Regions from separate parts of the Homo sapiens genome. Here region 1 is linked to region 2. Evidence: chromatin contacts called from ENCODE Hi-C or POLR2A ChIA-PET data. All regions are on one chromosome and are shown on one strand. The core of a region is the stretch at or near the end of the contact, and the rest is flanking DNA. Distances in the headings are between cores, read along the strand shown.

What was found. A loop is a pair of places that touch in the nucleus more often than their neighbours do. ChIA-PET counts read pairs that join two places held with the same protein, here RNA polymerase II (POLR2A). Pooled maps may share reads with other maps.
Region 1: a pooled map shows a loop between it and region 2 (4-fold over the local background). The contact joins the enhancer-like site here to the promoter of CNST in region 2. A Hi-C loop is called at or near these places in 1 of 50 pooled maps. POLR2A ChIA-PET finds 5 or more read pairs at or near these places in 2 of 52 experiments (A673 and common myeloid progenitor, CD34-positive).

What each region holds. Positions count from the first base shown.
Region 1 is chr1:244,347,250-244,351,722 of GRCh38, reverse strand. No RefSeq gene overlaps it. Among named protein-coding and RNA genes, the nearest start is that of SPMIP3, 3.1 kb to the left of the region's middle. RefSeq lists an enhancer at 1,079-1,138. Within about 2 kb of position 1,967, at least 5 of the 41 ENCODE cell types and tissues checked have a DNase peak (open chromatin) inside an H3K27ac peak, as active enhancers do.
Region 2 is chr1:246,564,881-246,569,989 of GRCh38, reverse strand. CNST (consortin, connexin sorting protein) reads right to left here and starts at 3,534. Exons shown (of 11, transcript NM_152609.3): 1 at 3,327-3,534. It overlaps TFB2M (transcription factor B2, mitochondrial), which reads left to right and starts at 3,729. Exons shown (of 8, transcript NM_022366.3): 1 at 3,729-4,164. The coding sequence starts at 3,852. RefSeq lists enhancers at 2,930-3,429, 3,470-3,529, 3,760-4,039.

The DNA.
Region 1 (4,473 bases), core at 718-3,217, 2.2 Mb after region 2:
TCTCACTTATATACAGTTTGCAGGTTAGAATGTAAAATATTTCCATAAGATTCCAGAAGGCACTCAGGAGAGACCAGGGGCCAGGCTGGGTTCCTGCTGGGAGCTTAACCTACATGGAACAGGCATAAAATAATGTAATGACAGAGTCTTGGTGACAGCATTTTGTTGAAAGCAGATAAGCTAGGGAAAACTTAAATAAATATATGAGGACAGAAGCAACAAACTGGAACCACACTAAGAGAAAGGATAAATTGGTTTGATTTGTTGAGTGAGCACCACACGTTTTTTTAGCTATTAGACACACACCATCTAGAATCTCCACCACCACCATGGAAGGAGATTCTCTTTTGAAAATGAAGTATTTCTATTTGAAATGAAGGCTAAGAGAAGAAGCTACGGAACTTGCCTAACAGTCACACAACGAGGCCGTAATGAATCTATGATTTGAATCCAGCTATTTGACGTCAAAGGCGTTTTAAGAGTAATAACCAGTATTCTTCACTGAGGAAAAAAAATGAACAAAAAATCCCCATGTTCTTTACGTAAGACATACCTGGCAATATAACAGAAAGTACAAAGAAGAAAGTTTCACTCGCGTTCGTGTGAAGAGACAACCAAACAGGCTTTGTGTGAGCGATAAAGCTTTTTAATCAGCTGGGTGCAGGCCGTCTGAGTCCGAAAAGAGAGTCAGCAAAGGGGAGATAGGGGTGAGGCCGTTTTATAAGATTTGGGTAGGTAAAGGAAAATTACAGTCAAAGGGGGGTTGTTCTCTGGCGGGCAGGAGTGGGGGTGACAAGGTGCTCCGTGGGGGAGCTTTTTGAGCCAGGATGAGCCAGGAGGAGGAATTTCACAAGGTAATGTCATCGGTTAAGGCAAGGACCGGCCATTTTCACTTCTTTTGTAGTGGAATGTCATCAGTTAAGGCAGGAACAGGCCATTTAAATTTCACTTCCTCTGTGATTCTTCAGTTACTTCAGGCCATCTGGATATATACGTGCAGGTCACACCAGCAGGCTATCAGTAAAGTCCTCCTTACCGGTGGGAGGTGGAGTAGGGCTAGCCCCTGGCATTCTGTAGGGAAGCAAGTGTTAAAACTTTCACTTAAGCCGGGCGTGGTGGCTCACGCCTGTAATCCCAGCACTTTGGGAGGTCAAGGCGGGCGGATCACCTGAGGTCGGGAGTTCGAGACCAGCCCGGCCAACATGGTGAAACCCCCGTCTCTACTAAAAATACAGAATTAGCCGGGCGTGGTGGCGCATGCCTGTAATCCCAGCTACTCGGAAGGCTGAGGCAGGAGAATCGCTTGAATCCGGGAGGCAGAGCTTGCAGTGAGCCGAGATCGAGCCATTGCACTCCAGCCTGGGCAACAAGAGCAAAACTCCGTTTCAAAAAAAAAAAAAAAAAAGTTTCACTTACAGCACAAAAGGACAGAGTAGGAGGAGGAGGAAGCAACTGGCAGGTGCAGTTTCTCAGGCATTTGAGAGGTTGGAGAAGTCATTATGAGAGTAATGAAACTGGCTGGTTCCTGATGAGTACAATCTATGCTTTGCAGTAAGACGGTAAACATCATCATTAATTTAGGCAAAGTGTGAAAGCAGGGCTCCCCCTTTGCAGCATACAGAGGGGCTCTCATTTCCTGCAGCAGGGGGGCAGGAAAAGATGAGAATTAGACTAAGGATTTAAATATAAGGGTAGTGGGGCCCCCGAGAAGAACCTGGCAAATCTGCTCTGCCAACATCATGGCTGAGTTTGGAAAGGATTGGTGACCTCAGATTTGGTTGAGGACAAAGAGGTCAATGCACTTGACGGCTTGCAAACTCAGATTCCTCTCTGTCCGGGGTTATTATTCCTCCCTGGCTTGACGGCTTGAAGATAATGCAGGGGTCGTCTCACCACCGCTTCAGGATTTACCATTTCCTCTGCTGGCCGCCAGACGATAATTAGATGGAGCAGCAACATGACCCGCAGGGGAAGTGCCTGACCCACTAAGAGAGGAAAGAAATGATGAGTCAAAGAAAAATAATCTGAATTTCAGTCAGAAGGAAAGATTAGACAAATTCAAACATTCTACAGCATAACTGGCCTGGACTCTTTAAAAATGATAAAGTCAAAAAAGATACCAGAAGGCTGAGAAACTCTTCTAGATTAAAAGAGAACAAGAGATATGACAAAGAAAAGCAATCCGTCCTCTTGGGCTGGGTCCTGGCCCAGACTGGGAAGTCCCCTGCCGCAGAGCCCGATGCACTTTCTGGAGGCCCTCTTGAGGACCAAGGTCCTATTCCCCAGCTGAAAGCTTTGCCTGCTCCTAGATCATAGTTCACTTATGTGCCAAGAATTGGCATTACCCAAGATTACACACCCTTCCTGGGGTAGCCCATGTCCAAAGATTGATTAACACGGGGATACAAAAGTCCAGCCTTCTTGCTTGAATTTGGGACATCTCTGGAGTTCCATTCTAGTTTCAGAGCTTTCCGTGGCATTGGCTGACGCATCTGAAGTAAGTGACTCATAGTTCAGCTTCTCCCTTTGCCAAATCCTGTTTTCTTCACTCCCTTCCACGTGTTGCTACACAAGCACGCCCCGATAGACCACTTCCCAACAGACTGCTTCATGAAAATTTCCATCTCAGAGTGTGGAGCCCAGGAAACCCTGTCTAAGAGACCAACTCAAGGCCAAAGGACCTCCCCCTTCAAAAGAACTGCAACCCTGCCGTTTTCCATCTGTCTCCGGTCAAATGTTGCGATGTTTACACTGGAGCAGGTACACCATGTGCTTTGGGGGTAGGGGAGGGAATGAAGAAGATGGTGGCTAAAGAGCATTCCGTCAGCCATTCCATCCCATTATTCCATTAGACCCATGGTCACGTGCACCTGTAGTCCCAGCTACTCAGGAGGCCAAGTGGCAGGAGGATCGATTGAGGCCAGGAGTTCGAGACCAGACTAGGCAACATAGTGAGACCCTGTCTCAAAAACAATTTTTTGGCTGGACATGGTGGCTCACACCTGTAATCCCAGCACTTTGAGAGGCCAAGGCGGGTGGATCATGAGGTCAGGAGATCGAGACCATCCTGGCTAACACGGTGAAACCCCGTCTCTGCTAAAAATACAAAAAATTAGCCGGGCTTGGTGGTGGGCACCTGTAATCCCAGCTACTCCAGAGGCTGAGGCAGGAGAATGGCGTGAACCCGGAAGGCGGAGCTTGCAGTGAGCCAACATCATGCCACTGCACTCCAGCCTGGGCGACAGAGAGAGACTCCGTCTCAAAAAAAAACAAAACAAAAAACATTTTTTTTATTTACAAAAGCCACATTTTGCAGAACTATCTGACATAATATTCTCAATGACAATTTAAAAATGTCTCTTTATCAGACACACAATACATAGTGTTTAAGGAGAACCTGCCAGGTACTCATTCCTGTACTGGCCAGCTGGGAGTGAGGAAATTCTAGGAGACGTGGAGACGATCATAGGCCAAAAGTGCAGCTCTGCACCTTGGCTATAAAACAGGGCAATAAAACCTACCACATGAGGCTCATTCCCAACGGGATTACAAGCAGAATGTCTGTGACAGCACTTTGTTGTTTGCAAATGTTAGTTATAATTATATAGTACAGCCATAAACCTCAAAAAGCTATGTAGACTGGGAGGTCACACTCTGACTCATTGACATAAACTGTCCTTTGGGACAATTGCATATTGGATATTCTCCTCAGACCTTTTTTCACTTTCCCCTGGATTTTTTTATTGTAAATTGACCATTTATAATTGTATAATCAAATATTTTATTGAGAAAATTTCAAACTTACAGAAAAGTTGAAAGAATACAACAAGCGTTCATGTACCTTCAACCTAGTTTCACCAATTTTTAATATTTTCACATTATATAATTTTTTTCCGAACCATTTGAAAGTAGACATCATGACAGTTAATTCTAAATATTTCAGCATGCATTTCCTAAGAATAGGAACATTTTCTGTTAACCCCAGTGGGCTGTCTCATCTAAGAAAAGTAACACTAATTTTATAATACCATCACATATACAGTCCAAATTTGAATTTTTGTAAATGACCCACAAATGTTTTTCGAAATGTATCTTTTCTTCCTCTCTTATTTTCAGTGACCCATGATCGAATCACATTCTATTCGGTTATTATGTCTCTGGCCTCTTCTAATCTATTTCCCCTCATTCTTTTGTTTACTTTTCATGATAATAACTTGGTTTAAAGAGTGTGTGCCAGTTGTAGAATGTCTCACAGTCAATTTTTTTCTCATTTGCTCATGATAAGATTCTAAGGAAACACTGTTGGCATGAGTACCCCATGTGGGAATTTGTGGCATACTGTATACCTTTAAAGACCTTATCAAGGACTTAAATAGAGTTCTTTTGGTTTTAAGTTACAAAAATAATCACTATTAACTTGATAAAAAAATTAACTTCTTGGAAGGCAGTTTATTGGAGTGGACTATAGAATTG
Region 2 (5,109 bases), core at 2,285-4,784:
TGAAACTGACTCAGAAAATAACTCTGCAACAACAGGTACTCTACCTGTTCACAATAAAGTTCAATCTTCTTGAAGGTCCTCAAGTTCTCCCTACAATTTAGTCGACAGAAACTCATACTGTGCCTTGACACACTGTTGACGTGCAGATGTAAATAACTAGTAACAATGACACGCCAGGAAATGACTGAACACTATTCATCTTATGAGCCTCATTAAACAAGCATGGGGCTCAACGTTAACACAGTCAACACTAAGAGAAAGAGGCTGGGCATGGTGGCTACGCCTGTAATCTCAACACTTTGAGAGGTTGAGGTGGATCATTTGATCCCAGGAGTTCAGGGCTCCGGGACTGCCACTGCACTCCAGCCTGGGCAATAGAATGAGAATCTGTCTCAAAACAAACAAAACAAAACAAAAACACTAAAAGGAAGAGACTTAGAACTCTCTTCCTGCATAGAAACTTCTCAAATTAAATACCGCAGTACTTCAGGAAGAGGAGTTTTTAATTTACCCCACAGAATCAGACTCTCAGTGTAGGAAGACAGCTTAAAAATCATGTGACCATCCTATCATTTGTGCTGCTCAGTAAGGTAACATTTAGCTACATGTGACTGTTGAGCACTTGAAATGTGGCTTCTCCAAACTGAGATGTGCTGTAAGTATAAAATACCAGATTTTATAGATTTAGTATCAAATAATGTAAAATATCTCATTTTAAAAATTGATTTCATGTTAAAATAACATATATAAGATTAAATAAAATATACTACTAAAATTTTACCTGTTTCTTTTTACTTTCTTAATACCACTACTAGAAAATTTTAAATTACTTATATGGCTTGCATTGTATTTCTATTGAAGACTGCTGCTACAGACCTACAGCCTTAATTCTAACAGCAAGCAAGGACTATCACTTGGCATTTCCCAATTACAGTTGTCATTTAAAAGCCAAAAGAGGCTGGGTGTGGTGGCTCATGCCTGTAATACCAGTGTTTTGGGAGGCTGAGGTGGGAGGATTGCATGAGGCCAGGAATTTGAGACCAGCCTGGGCAACATAGCAAAACTCCGCCTTCACAAATAAATAAATATATTTAAATGTAAAAAGCAAGAAAAAAAGTATTTTAAAGGCGTGGTGGCTCACGCCTGTAATCCCAGCACTTTGAGAGGTGGAGGTCGGAGGATCACCTGAGGTCAAGACCACCCTGGCCAACATGGCGAAACTCCGTCTCTACTAAAAATACAAAAATTAGCTGGACATAGTAGCAGGAGCCTGTAATCCCAGCTACTCGGGAGGCTGAAGCAGGAGAAACTGCTTGAACCCGAAAAGCGGAGGTTGCAGTGAACCGAGATGGCACCAGCCTAGGCGACAGAGTAGACTCCATCTCAAAATTACTTCAAAAAGGCAAAAACAGCATAGGATAGAAAACCACACTTCTTAAGAAAAAAGATGGGAAATACTGCACACTAATCAAGTTTTTCTAATAAAGTATGTCTAAATCCTGATCATAAAGTTCATCTTTAAGGTGAAATCAACATTCTCAGCACCTGGGACCTCAGAAAAAAAATAAGATGTACAAAAATCTCTTATTATTCAAGTACCTTCAATTACAAACAAGTGAACCATCAACACTGTAAAAAGGGAATATTATAATGTAATTCTCTTTCCCAAAACCAAGAGAAAATAATAACACTCAAAAGCAAAATAAAAAATGACATCAGTTTTTCTAGGACTCAGTAGGCTAACTTTGGTCCACAAACATTATGAAATAAGACAGTGCATTTTAAAATAACTGTTTTGTTTTTAACCACAATGTGTTTATTTTTCTTTTTCTCTTTTTCTTTCTTTCTTTTTTTTTAAGGAGACAGAGTCTATGTTGCCCAGTCTGGCTTCGAACTCCCGGCAGCAAGTGATCCTCCCACCTTGGCCTCCCAAAGTGCTGGGATTACAGGCATGAACTACCATACCCAGCCACCACAGTGTTTTTTTTAAAAAGTCAGAAATTCAACGACACATTTCTATGAGTGAACCATGAAGACATAATTCTATTTTATCTGATTTAAAAATATTTAGGACTCCAGGTCCTGGAGGGGGAAAAAAGTGTATTTCTGAATCTATGAAAATGTTTTTTAAGGGGAGAGGGGGAGGCAGCTCAGTAATGGAGAGAGGTTCAGAGGATGCAAAGTCACCTCTAGAAAATTGTCAGTGAGAAAACTGTACGAAAAAAGAATTTAAGCAAATTAAGACCAATGAGTGAGTCCCCACAGTTTGCACAACAGTTGATGAGATATTTTCTATGATGTCCTAACAAATTTATAATACACAAAAGGTCATATTTAGTTGTCAATTCTTTATCCGCTTGAGCTTCATCAGATGAGTATAATCTTCAGACTATTTGCTGGGTGATACATTCCTTAGGAACCTTTTCCTCGTGCATTTAAATGCCAAACTCAATTACACTCTCAGTAGAGTAAGCAGAAAGGATTGTACGTATTCTAAGACACGGAGTTGATTGGCTGCCGTTTCTTGCCTTGGTGGTAAGGATAATGGGTAAAAGCTCTAAGTTTGATCCTGAAACACGGAAAACACTCTCAAAGAACCGTGTCTTCTAACATTGCCCAATAGGTAAAAAAAAAAAGACTGCCAAAATTTCCATTACAGCATCCTATTTTTAGTCTTCAAAATTGGGTCTTTTAAATCGCATTCCACAGTACGATGTGTTTGACTAAGTTTACATAAGGAATACAGTAAGCATCCTAAAGTCTTAATCTTTTTAAGCTTAGAAAGGAATTGTAAGCTTTTACATCTTCATTTTTAATCTTAACTTTAAGTCTTTTAAACACACAAACTGAAAAAATTAAGGAAAATATTGGCCCAGAGAGAGGAATGGAAGGGAGACACCACGCGGTTCTTGACAACCAAAGTGGTAGTGATGGGGGGGACCAGGTGTGGGGGGGAAATGAAAACCATCCACGAGGGTGGGGAGAGCGGGCTGTGGGCCACACAACAGAAAGGAACGGAGACCGTGGAAGCCGCAGGCTCCTCCAGGAGCCGGGTGAGGAACGACTTCTGGCGCTAGTCCCCTAGGGAGGGAGAAATTGGCGCGACGCGCAGCAATAGGAGACCCACAGTAGCTGAGAAAGGAGAGGAAAACAGGCGACCTGAGAGGCGGAGGAGGTAAGGGGACCGGGCTACACCTCACCCGGAGGGCAGAGGCTGCGCGGCTGGAGGAGGACAGCGCAGGGGGAGGAGCGAGAGGCTTCCGAAAGGCTTTCCATCCCGGCCGCGAGCCGGCGGGTCCCCTGCATCCCGCTCCTCCTCTCCTCACCTGGGAATCGGAGGCGCAAGGAGGGCTACCGCTGGGCGCCGGGTCTGTTTCCAGCCCCACTCGGCGACATGGCGGCCGACGTGCTGTCACGGAGCTTGCTCGGGTCTCCCCTGGCTCCGGTGGAGGAGACACCTCTCGCCTTTCCGCCCCGCCTCCCTCTGCGCACCCCTCGCGGCTGGCCGGCTGGAGGCTGGCGGCCCGCGACCGCGGAGCATAGAGCACTGGCGGCTAGAGAGGAAGCGCAGAGCGCGGACAACCATAGAGTACGAGTCCGGACACCAGCCGGATGGTCGGTCGCTCTCCTCAACGGTCCACTCACAATCCTCGGGCGGCTGAGCCGAGGCGGAAGCGGAAGTGAGGGAGAAAAGCAGGAAGGCTCCGCTGTTCGCATGCGCAGGCTCTAGTGTTTACTTCCGCTTGACCTGGCCCGGACGCCAGAAAATGTTCCACGTGGGATACCCTGCGTGGGGTTCACTGTAGTAGCTGCACTAGGTGATTCTTGGAGCGGGCCTGAGAGACAAGGACATGTGGATCCCAGTGGTCGGGCTTCCTCGGCGGCTGAGGCTCTCCGCCTTGGCGGGCGCTGGTCGCTTTTGCATTTTAGGGTCTGAAGCGGCGACGCGAAAGCATTTGCCGGCGAGGAACCACTGTGGGCTCTCTGACTCCTCTCCGCAGCTGTGGCCCGAACCGGATTTCAGGAATCCGCCAAGGAAGGCGTCTAAGGCCAGCTTAGACTTTAAGCGTTACGTAACCGATCGGAGATTGGCTGAGACCCTGGCGCAAATCTATTTGGGAAAACCAAGTAGACCTCCACACCTACTGCTGGAGTGCAATCCAGGTGAGTCCAGCTGAATTGCATTTTCTTGGATGTTCATCATTTATTCAAACGTATTGACCCTCCTCGGGGTGCTATTTTAGATACTGGGGGGTCTTTTTTGTTGTTCTTTTGCTTTGAGACGGAGTCTCGCTGTGTTGCCAGGCTGGAGTGCAGTGGGGCGATCTCGGCTCCCTGCAACCTCCGCGTACCGGGTTCAGGCGATTCTCCTGCCTCAGCCTCCCGAGTAGCAAGAACTACAGGCGCGCGCCACCACGCCCAGCTAATTTTCTTATTTTTACTAGAGACGGGATTTCGCCGTGTTGGCCAGGATGGTCTCGATCTCTTGACCTCGTGATCCTCCCCCCTAGGTCTCCCAAAATGCTGGGATTAGAGGCGTGAGCCACTGCGCCCGTCCAGATACGGGTCTTTGTTTGAAGCTCCTTAGTTGGAGAGATTGCCCACTACATAAGCGTAGAGTCTGTATCGTTAATGACACCACAAAGTATTTCTGTAGCAGCTTGCACTTTACACAATATTTTGATAAAACATGCTCTTAGATCTTATCTCCCCAAAAGAGTTGCAAGCCTCTGCCAGCTGAAAAAATGATGTTATCTTATTCTTCCGTGCATTCCCTATAGACCATAGCAGGATGCTAAGAACACAAGATTTATAGGCTTTTTGAATGATAGTTTTTTAAAGCACCATTTCATATCACAGGGAGTCAGTTCTGTTTAGGCTTGACAATCTCTTTGATGGTTAAAGCATCCGTGTAGTCCGTGAGGAAGTGATAGGCTAGAGGCAATCTATTTTGCTGTGACTTTTTTCTTCTAAGAGGTAGTGAATCATGGTGATGAAGAGTGCAAGTTTTGACCTGGTGCGGTGGCTCACGCCTGTAATCCAGCACTTTCAGAGGCCGAGGCGAGTGGTTCCCTTGAGGTCAGGAGTTCCAGACCAGCCTGGCCAACA